2 separate regions of the Mus musculus genome follow, and region 1 is linked to region 2. The links are chromatin loops, found by intact Hi-C in ENCODE. Cell type or tissue: left cerebral cortex. All regions are shown on one strand. Links, peaks and the distances in the headings refer to the core of each region. The heading gives the core; the rest is flanking DNA.

Region 1 (3,958 bases), core at 503-3,002, 530 kb after region 2:
TTAAATAGTAAACTGCCGTAAGTGCATCCAAAATCAATTTCAATGATAGATGTAAAGCGCCATTCAATATCCTTTTTCTTTTTCTAGGCGGTTATTAACTATGCCAAGGGGATGCATTTATATACCTCACATGGTTCTGATTTTTTTCCCAACACCTACCAGCCCTGCTACTCCTACCCGGTAACACACCACACAAGCTCACACCACGGTGTAGCTTTTATAGTAGCAGCAGTTCCTGGCTCATCCAAATAGAAGAAGAAATTCATGGAGCTAGAACAACCACCCACAGCCAGGGGTGTGCTCTGAGAGATTTTATTCCGCCCTCACAAGCAGTCCTCCCACACCACACCTGCCAGCGTGTACCTACCTGGCTCCCACCCAGAAGGCACGGGCCAGAAAAAGCTGACCCAGTAGAAACAGTCGAGACCCTATCGCCCAAGCCTGGAGCAGAGATGAATGTGGGAGGTTCCTCCCCCCCCCCCCCCCCAAGAGAAGTGCTGTGAAGATTCAGGGGTGTGTCTGCAAGAGAAACTCACTTTCTTTGGTCACTCCACAACCACTTAACCTTCAGGAGCTTCATTGTGACTTGTCAAGCAAAACCCATGGAAGAGGCAAGCCCCAGCTCAGGCCTCCACAATGCCCAAATCTCCAGTATATGCCTGGACTCTGGAATGCCCCAGTGTCCGACTTTCCAGTGTTTGCCACCAGCACATGCCAGACCTGGTGTGACTCCAGGGTCCCTTATCAAGAGCTATGCAGAGAGCAGGGCTGCTGAAGGGCCGCTGGTAAACTTCTGTCCAGGGTCCTAGATGCTCCCCCCACCACAATTCAGTCTTGTGCTTCATTGGGAAAGGCGGGCAGGTGGTTTTTTTTTTGGGGGGGGGGACTTCAGGAAGAAATACTTTCCTACTGGAACATCCCTTATCTCCCTGGCAGATGACATTAAACCCCCAAAGATGCCCTTGCTCTTCATGCGGACTCTTTCTCGCGCCACTTAGTGGGCAGGGGGGTTAGCGAGAGATGAAGCGCGGGAGGATGGTCCTTAAAACAGTAACTGGCTAAGGTAGAGAGACAAACCAACACACTGGGATAAGGATTCTTGGCCCGATTTAGGCGTCCCAGGCAAGGCGCCTCCGGTTATCCCGCTGTCTCCATCTCGCTCCGCCCAACCTCTCTCCTCCACTGTGCCCCTCTTACCTCCCACTAGAAGGAAGAGGAGTTTGCGCCACCTAACGCGGGGACCCACTTGGGTGCCCTCACTCGCCTCTTTGCTTGAACTGGGATCCCCACACCCGATTGTCACTGAACTTTCTCCAGCGCACACCGTCTTGGGGTTATCGAGCTCAGCTACCCCGCTAGCCCACCCGAAGCCCCACCCCCGTCGCGGCTGCGGCGCCAGGTCTCTTCACCTGTTCGCGGATCGGCGGAGGCTCGAGCCGCTCCTGGAGCGTCCAGACTCAGGCGCCGCCCGGCGGTGCCGGCGCAGCTACCGCCGCCCCTGCCACCACCACCACCGGTGCTGTTGCCGCGCCTGCCGGGAGAAGCCGCGCCGCAGGGGTTTGCTGGTTGCCGCCGGAGGCGCGATCCCGAGCGTCTTGCGATCGGTGGGGCGCTTGGAGGGCGCCCGCCGCAGCCGCCCCGCCGCGTCCCACTGCCCGCCGCTAGTACGCACTGGCGCTGGGAGTGAGCTTCTCGCTGCGCAGCGCAGGGATGCTCCGAGCCTCCAGAATGGGCGGGGATTCCTTCCCTCTGCTGGATCCGAGGGGCGGGAACTACCTTCCCGGAGTGACAGGCCCAGGGGGCGGGGATTCCCCTGCAGGAATGACAAGGTGGGCGGGGATTCCCCCGAGCAAGCCCCTGAGCGGGGAGGACCGCTCTCCCAGGGAAACAGCAGTCCTAGTGCGCCGGCTTCCTGGGGATCCTGGGAGGAACCGATCCAGGGAGACTGCGGCTCAGAAACGCCATGTAGGCAGGGCTTGGGGCGCCATCTAGGTGGAAGAACTAGAGCTAGGAGGTTTAATTTCCTTTTGCATAGCACTTAACATAGCACATAGCGGAGAAAAATGTCAATTGCCTTATCAGAGATTGGGTGGGGAGGCCCAGGGAGACCGGAGAAAAGCCAACCATCCATCCACTGGCCTCTGGTCCTTAGGATACTTAATATAGTCTTGGTATGAGCATTCCTCGGGAGAGAGAACCTCTTTGCGTCTTAAGAACCTCAGAGCTGTTAATCCTTCAATTAAGCCGCTAGAGGAAATTCCATGGGCCCCAGGATGGAGGATTTGGACGTTGTGAACCTCCTTCTGAGTGAACCTCAAGAGCTAAGGCCAACTGCCCTTCGTTTTATTCCAGGTCACTGGGAAAACGGGAGCCTCTAGCTTTTTGGATGCTTCATCCCACAGATTTTCAGGAAGTCTTCAAATATTTTTGGTTCCCTTTTTTTTTTTTTTTTTTTTTTTGTCATCCTTGTCATTCTGCCTACCACAGGGAGAGGACGATAAGAACATAATAGGGAGACCGCACGGCTCTGCAAATTAAGCTCTCTTGAGAGGAAAAAGCTGGTCTTTTTCAAGTGCTGGCAGATAAGGGTAAAAACATAGGAAAAATTACAAACCTCGGGATCATGAGTTGGTGAATAATGCTTTTGACATTTTCTGCAGAACAGTAATTGGAAATCTTTTGCTTTGAGGGAGGTGAGGATACGTTGGAGCATGGCTAGGCTCTAGATTTGCCCAGCAAAGCATTAAGAGCTGCTCTCTTGGAAGAGCAGCTACGTCACCTGCAGCCCTCATGGAGTGTCCCTCAGCACCAGAGACCAGAGTAGACCCAAGGCGTTTCTAGATAGTATTTTCAGCAAGTGTTGGGGTTCTTGGATTCAGCTTTTCCTTGGCGTTTATAATTCCCAATCCACAGAGATCAATGTCTATACAAATCCAGGCCTGGGTATTATAAACGGCAGTCTTCACCGCCTGAAAGCTTCTCCTCCTGTCTATAGAGAAAACCCTTACCATGCAGAACGGAGCAGTGGATTGTTCTGTGTAGCGCTTAGGAGGTGTTCAATGAAATAGGCACCATTGCCTAGAAAGGTGTTATTAGGATGCCACTAAAAATCCTCCCACAATTATGCAGTGCTATCTGTTTGTTCAGCGATCCCAGGCTCAGCTGCCACCACCCCCTCCCAATCTCAGGAGCCATGAAGAGGCCACCTGTGTCTTTTAAGCCTCTGTACTCCCCACCTGGCACAGCGCTGCTATGCATCCAGCTCGCAACTGAATATGCAAATGGTCACCACTCCAAAGGTTCTCATTGCTCCCTCTCACTCAGCCGGTTCCAGTCCTTCCAGCCCGCTCTGTGCTCCAACAAGAAGAGTGTTTCTTTTGTCAGAAGGACACTCTCCCTTTCCAGGCTCTACTGAGATCCCTCACAACACAAGCATCAGGTGCCCTCTTCCTCCTCATCTGCTACAAAAGTAGCACTTCATTCATGACAACAGAGCCCTTCCCAGGTGTGCTAAGTTGAGGAGCTGGGAGTACGTGGAAGCAAAAAACAGATCTTAGGATGTTTCTAAAGTTCAGTGCATCATGGTGTCCAGTCAAATAGCCAGCCTCTCTAAAACACGAACAAAAGCAAAGCGAGCTACTACTAGTGTGTTGGGGAGACGACTCACTTGCCATGCAATCGTAAGGATCTGGGTTTGAATCTCCGGACCCCAACTAAAGCCAGGCGTGGTAGTGCATTATTAATCCAAGCGTGCCTTCAGTGAGATTAGAAGCACGGTCTAGGGGAATCCTAAGAAGCTTGGACCCCTTCCTAGTGTAGGAACAGTAAACAGTAACAACAAAGAGAGCTTGTAGACAAGGTGGAAGGTGGAAACTAACACTTCAGGTTGTCTACTGGCCTCCACAGGTTTGCAATGTCACATACACACACACACACACACACACACACACACACAGAG
Region 2 (3,958 bases), core at 618-3,117:
AGCATCTGATCCCATTACAGATGGTTGTGAGTCACCATGTAGTTGCCGGGACTTGAACTCAGGACCTCTGGAAGAGCCATCAATGCTCTTAACCACTGAGCCAACTCTCCAGCCCAGAATGGTGACACATTCTTGCTGAGTTCTCTCAATGGGGGAGGGTTAGCCAGAACCCTCTGATCTCATAAGGGCATTCCTTCAAGGCTCAATAATCTCCAAGTCCACTTCTTCCTCACAGTATCACATGGGGGAGGGGGACGGACACAATCAGAAGAGGGTGGCAAACCAGCTGGTTTTTTGGTATTTAAAACGTTTCTTTTGTTGGCTCCCATTCCTGGGAAGTGTACAGACCCAGAGACAGTGTCAAGTTTTCAGAGTCGTATTACAACAGGGCTTGACCTTCAGCAGATGTTAAAGATCAGGGTGATCTAGTAACACTTAACGTTAGCTTGACGGCCGGCAGAAAGGGACATTTGCTTGGTGAATTTCTATCAAAAGCCAGCATTTCTGTTTATGGGTTGGGTCAGATCCTGGAAACAAAAGCAACAGAATCTGTCTGGCATATCGGAATCAGAGAGGTCACCTCTCCTTCCTGGGAACCAACGTGGAAAAGCACAGTTAATTGCTAGGTTTTGAGAGGAAGGTCTTATTTGTGATCTAGGTTGCCTGGGGACTTCCTAAGTAGTCCGAGCTGGCCACAAATTCACTATCTTTCTGTCTGGCCTTCCAGGTGCTGGAATAGCAGGTGTGCACTAACCACCCTTCCGTGTCACTTGTAGTACTTAGTTGGGAATTTTAAAAGAAATACAAGGGGGTGGTGCAGTTGGTCAGACTAAGGCATAGCAAGGTGCCTGACACTTGAAAAATTAACTGCAAATGTTTATTGGCTTTTCACAGTAGATGGAACAACTTCGGGTGAGCTGCATCGTATCTTATTCTTCTAACACAATGCTCCACAGGGAGAATTCAATTTGGTCTTGCTCACGCGAGGCAAGTGCCCCAAAGGTGGAATTCAAATGAATAGAAATGAATAGTGTGTGTGTGTGTGTGTGTGTGTGTGTGTGTGTTTTATTTGCTATCTTGGCTTAATATGAGAGGTTTGTCGATAACTTGGGAGAGCAGATAAGTCTTAAGGGCTTTTGATATCTTACCAGTTAGAAACCAAGCGACAAACAAAAGAAGTTTGAAGTTGAACACAACATTTTACGTCACTTTAGTCAGTTCCTATCCGCTCTGTCTCTCTTCATTCGTCTAAAGTCTGAACGTCGTCGGTGTGGTTTTGAAGCTTCTGCGGAGGCATTCTGTTCAGCAAGCTGAATTTCAAAGCTGCTGGCCAGTAAAAGAAGCAAAATGGGTAGAACGACTTGCCCGCAACAACTTAGCGACGGCAGGACCATTGGGCAAATGGCGACATTCTCGCTAGCCAATCGTGGGGAAGCCCGGAGAGAACGCTCTCCGCATTGGCTAGAGCAAATACCTCGGCCAACAAGGGGTGGGCGTGGCCAGTCCCATGCTGTGGGCGGGACCTCAGCCGGAGCAGAGCGAGCGGCGGTGGGCGTGTCCCACGGTCGCTAGGCGGGGCGCGTGGCCTGGGCGGAGCGAACGGTGTCAGCGGCGGAGCCGGATGCGGGCGGTACTGCTGCCGCCGCCGCGGCCCTAGGGATGGGCGGAGCCCCGGCCGCTGGTGCTGGTGGCCGCCGCCGCTGCCGGAACCTGAGCCGGAGCCGCCGCCTCTGCTGTCGCCGCGCTTCGGCTTCGTTGCTTCGCAAGGCGGCGGGATGCTGGGGAAAGGGGGAGTCGGCGGTGGCGGCGGCACCAAGGCGCCCAAGCCCTCCTTCGTGTCGTACGTACGCCCTGAGGTGAGAGTGCGCCGGGCGAGCGCGGCGGCGGGTGGAGCGGCCGGGGCAGGGGCGCTTCCTGCCGGGGTGCCGGGCGGGGCGCTCTGGGGCCTCCCGGGCTGGCCGCGGCCCGGACCCCTGCGGCAGGCCGGGCAGGTGCTGGGGCAGGGCCCTGTCGCTCGCCACCGCGCCTGTGGGCGGGAGCCGGAGCCCGGGAGGTCCGGCGGCTCCGGCGCCCCAGGTATCCGGGAAGGGAAGAGAAAGCTTGCGTGGTCGGGAACCCGACGGGGTTCCCCCGGCAGCCCGCAGCCCGGTGTGTGTGCTCTGCCCGGGACTTTTCTCCGCGAGTCCTGAGAGTTCGTCTCTGTCGCGGGTGGTGCACTGCTTTGCGTCCGCGCTGCTGTATGTGGGTCGGCCTTGGCCTCTTTCGGTGTCTGCCCAGAGCATCCTCCTCCCGCTTCTTCCCATTTCATCTCCCCCCTTCCAAACTGCAATTCTAGTCGAGAAGTGCATTCACTCGGGAAATACTTTCTGCGCTCCTACTGTGTGCCAGGTACGATCCTGGAAAGCTTGTGCTAAGTATCAGTGAACAGAACAAAGATCGAGCTCCTTGGGAGCTTATGTAAAAAGAAACAAACAGTCAACGATATGCGATTATTAATTGTATAGTACTTAGAAGATGGTGGGGACAAGGAATCCTTTCATTCTTGCAAAGGTGGTATTTCAGTCAGGACGTTAGAGGACGTTAGGTCTAGGTAAGGAGTCCTGGACGGCCCCAGGGAAGGCTGCCAGTTCTGGAGTTCCGTGAATGAGGAGGACATTGAAGAGATCAGAACTAGAGCATGTTGAAGACTTCTGGAGCAGTCGTTCCTTACCTTTTAGTAGACTCCTTCTCATTTTCGATTTGTGAAAGTTGTGTGCGGTTTTTTTTTTCCCTGCTTTTGCAATTTTGTTTGTTTGTCTCTCGATTATGTAGCCTGGCTGTGCTGGAACTCACTATGTAGAGCAGTCTGGCCTCGAAGTCACAGAGCTCTGCTTGCCTCTGCCTCCCGAATGCTAGAACTCAAGGTAGTACGACCATGCCTAGCTTCTGCAATCTGTCTGTGTGCAGGTAGATGCTCTACCAAATTTACTGCCTCCAAATGTCTTCCCACTTCTCACTTGCTAAGGTGGAAAACAGGTGGGCCTGAAATGAGATATCAGAGACCTGGGGCCTGCAGCATTTGCATGTGTGTCTTGAAATCAAGGCATCTAGTGGAGAGTACTAAAATGGAACCTATTTTCAGTCGTAATTTTCAAATAAAAACCACTTCCTCTGTCAGAACTTGATATGGAGAGACAGGGTCACCTTACATTTCACCCTGTAGTCCATAGAGGTAATGTGGTCAGGTTCTCTTTGTCTTTCTTTGATAGCACCCTAGTTGAACGCTAACTGCCTTTGACCTTTAACCTTTAACCTTTCTCATTTAGTGAGAGTAAACTGCAAGTGAAGAGTCTTCTGAAGTCTGGCCAGAGTTCAAGAGTGCGCCAGTCCTTCATCTGACTGTGCAGTTTTTGCCATCAGCGCTGCTCTGTCTCCCTTGAGAGGCAGTAGGGAAAGTGGTAGCTCAGCTCACTGGACTCATGGCTTTGGGGTCTTCTTAGAGGGCAGCTTTGTGTTTTTGTGTCTAAGACCGTGCTGTGAGGATGCTGTGCGTCTTTGTTGTAGTTGGTACTGGCTAAGATTCTCTATTCAACTGTGCATGGTTTATTAAAAGACAATGGTGGGAGGAGGTGAGAAAACAGCTTATTTTTAAGTAGATGGCTTCACTAGCCATCACATTTCCGGAAATGGACAAGCAGCACTGAGATGTTGCTTGCGTGTGACCCAGAGCCCTGAGTCTGATACCTTTCTGGGTCACCTTGGGAGAGCCTCAGAGCACTTTTATGAAGACTGGCATCCACTATTTTTACTCTTCTTCATCTTTGATTGTACTATCTGCCTGCCTTGTGTGTCCTGCGGGTGGTGTGGTGTGTGTGTGTTTTATTTTGGGTGTTTAGCTATCCCACTCTGAACCATACCACTCTGTAGAGACCCATTGTCACCTGACACCCCTTTTCCCTGCATGCAGTTCTGGAGAGAG

Evidence for each region. A loop is a pair of places that touch in the nucleus more often than their neighbours do. Peaks named below come from ENCODE experiments on the same cell type or tissue, not always from the same donor. Only the 100,000 strongest peaks of a DNase experiment are listed, where the experiment ranks them.
Region 1: a loop joins it to region 2, with 4 times the contacts of the local background. A loop is called at or near these places in 1 of 42 quality-filtered maps.

Annotation. Positions count from the first base shown.
Region 1 is chr15:12,738,208-12,742,165 of GRCm38, forward strand. It overlaps Pdzd2 (PDZ domain containing 2), which reads right to left and starts at 1,685. Exons shown (of 26, transcript NM_001081064.2): 1 at 1,410-1,685. In left cerebral cortex, for the core only: a CTCF peak has its summit at 1,964; DNase peaks (open chromatin) are centred at 1,185 and 1,842; H3K4me3 peaks cover 1,931 bases; H3K27ac peaks cover 1,273 bases.
Region 2 is chr15:12,203,424-12,207,381 of GRCm38, forward strand. Mtmr12 (myotubularin related protein 12) reads left to right here and starts at 1,605. Exons shown (of 16, transcript NM_172958.4): 1 at 1,605-1,856. The coding sequence starts at 1,776. In left cerebral cortex, for the core only: a CTCF peak has its summit at 1,621; DNase peaks (open chromatin) are centred at 1,509, 2,243, 2,625 and 2,917; H3K4me3 peaks cover 2,124 bases; H3K27ac peaks cover 1,714 bases.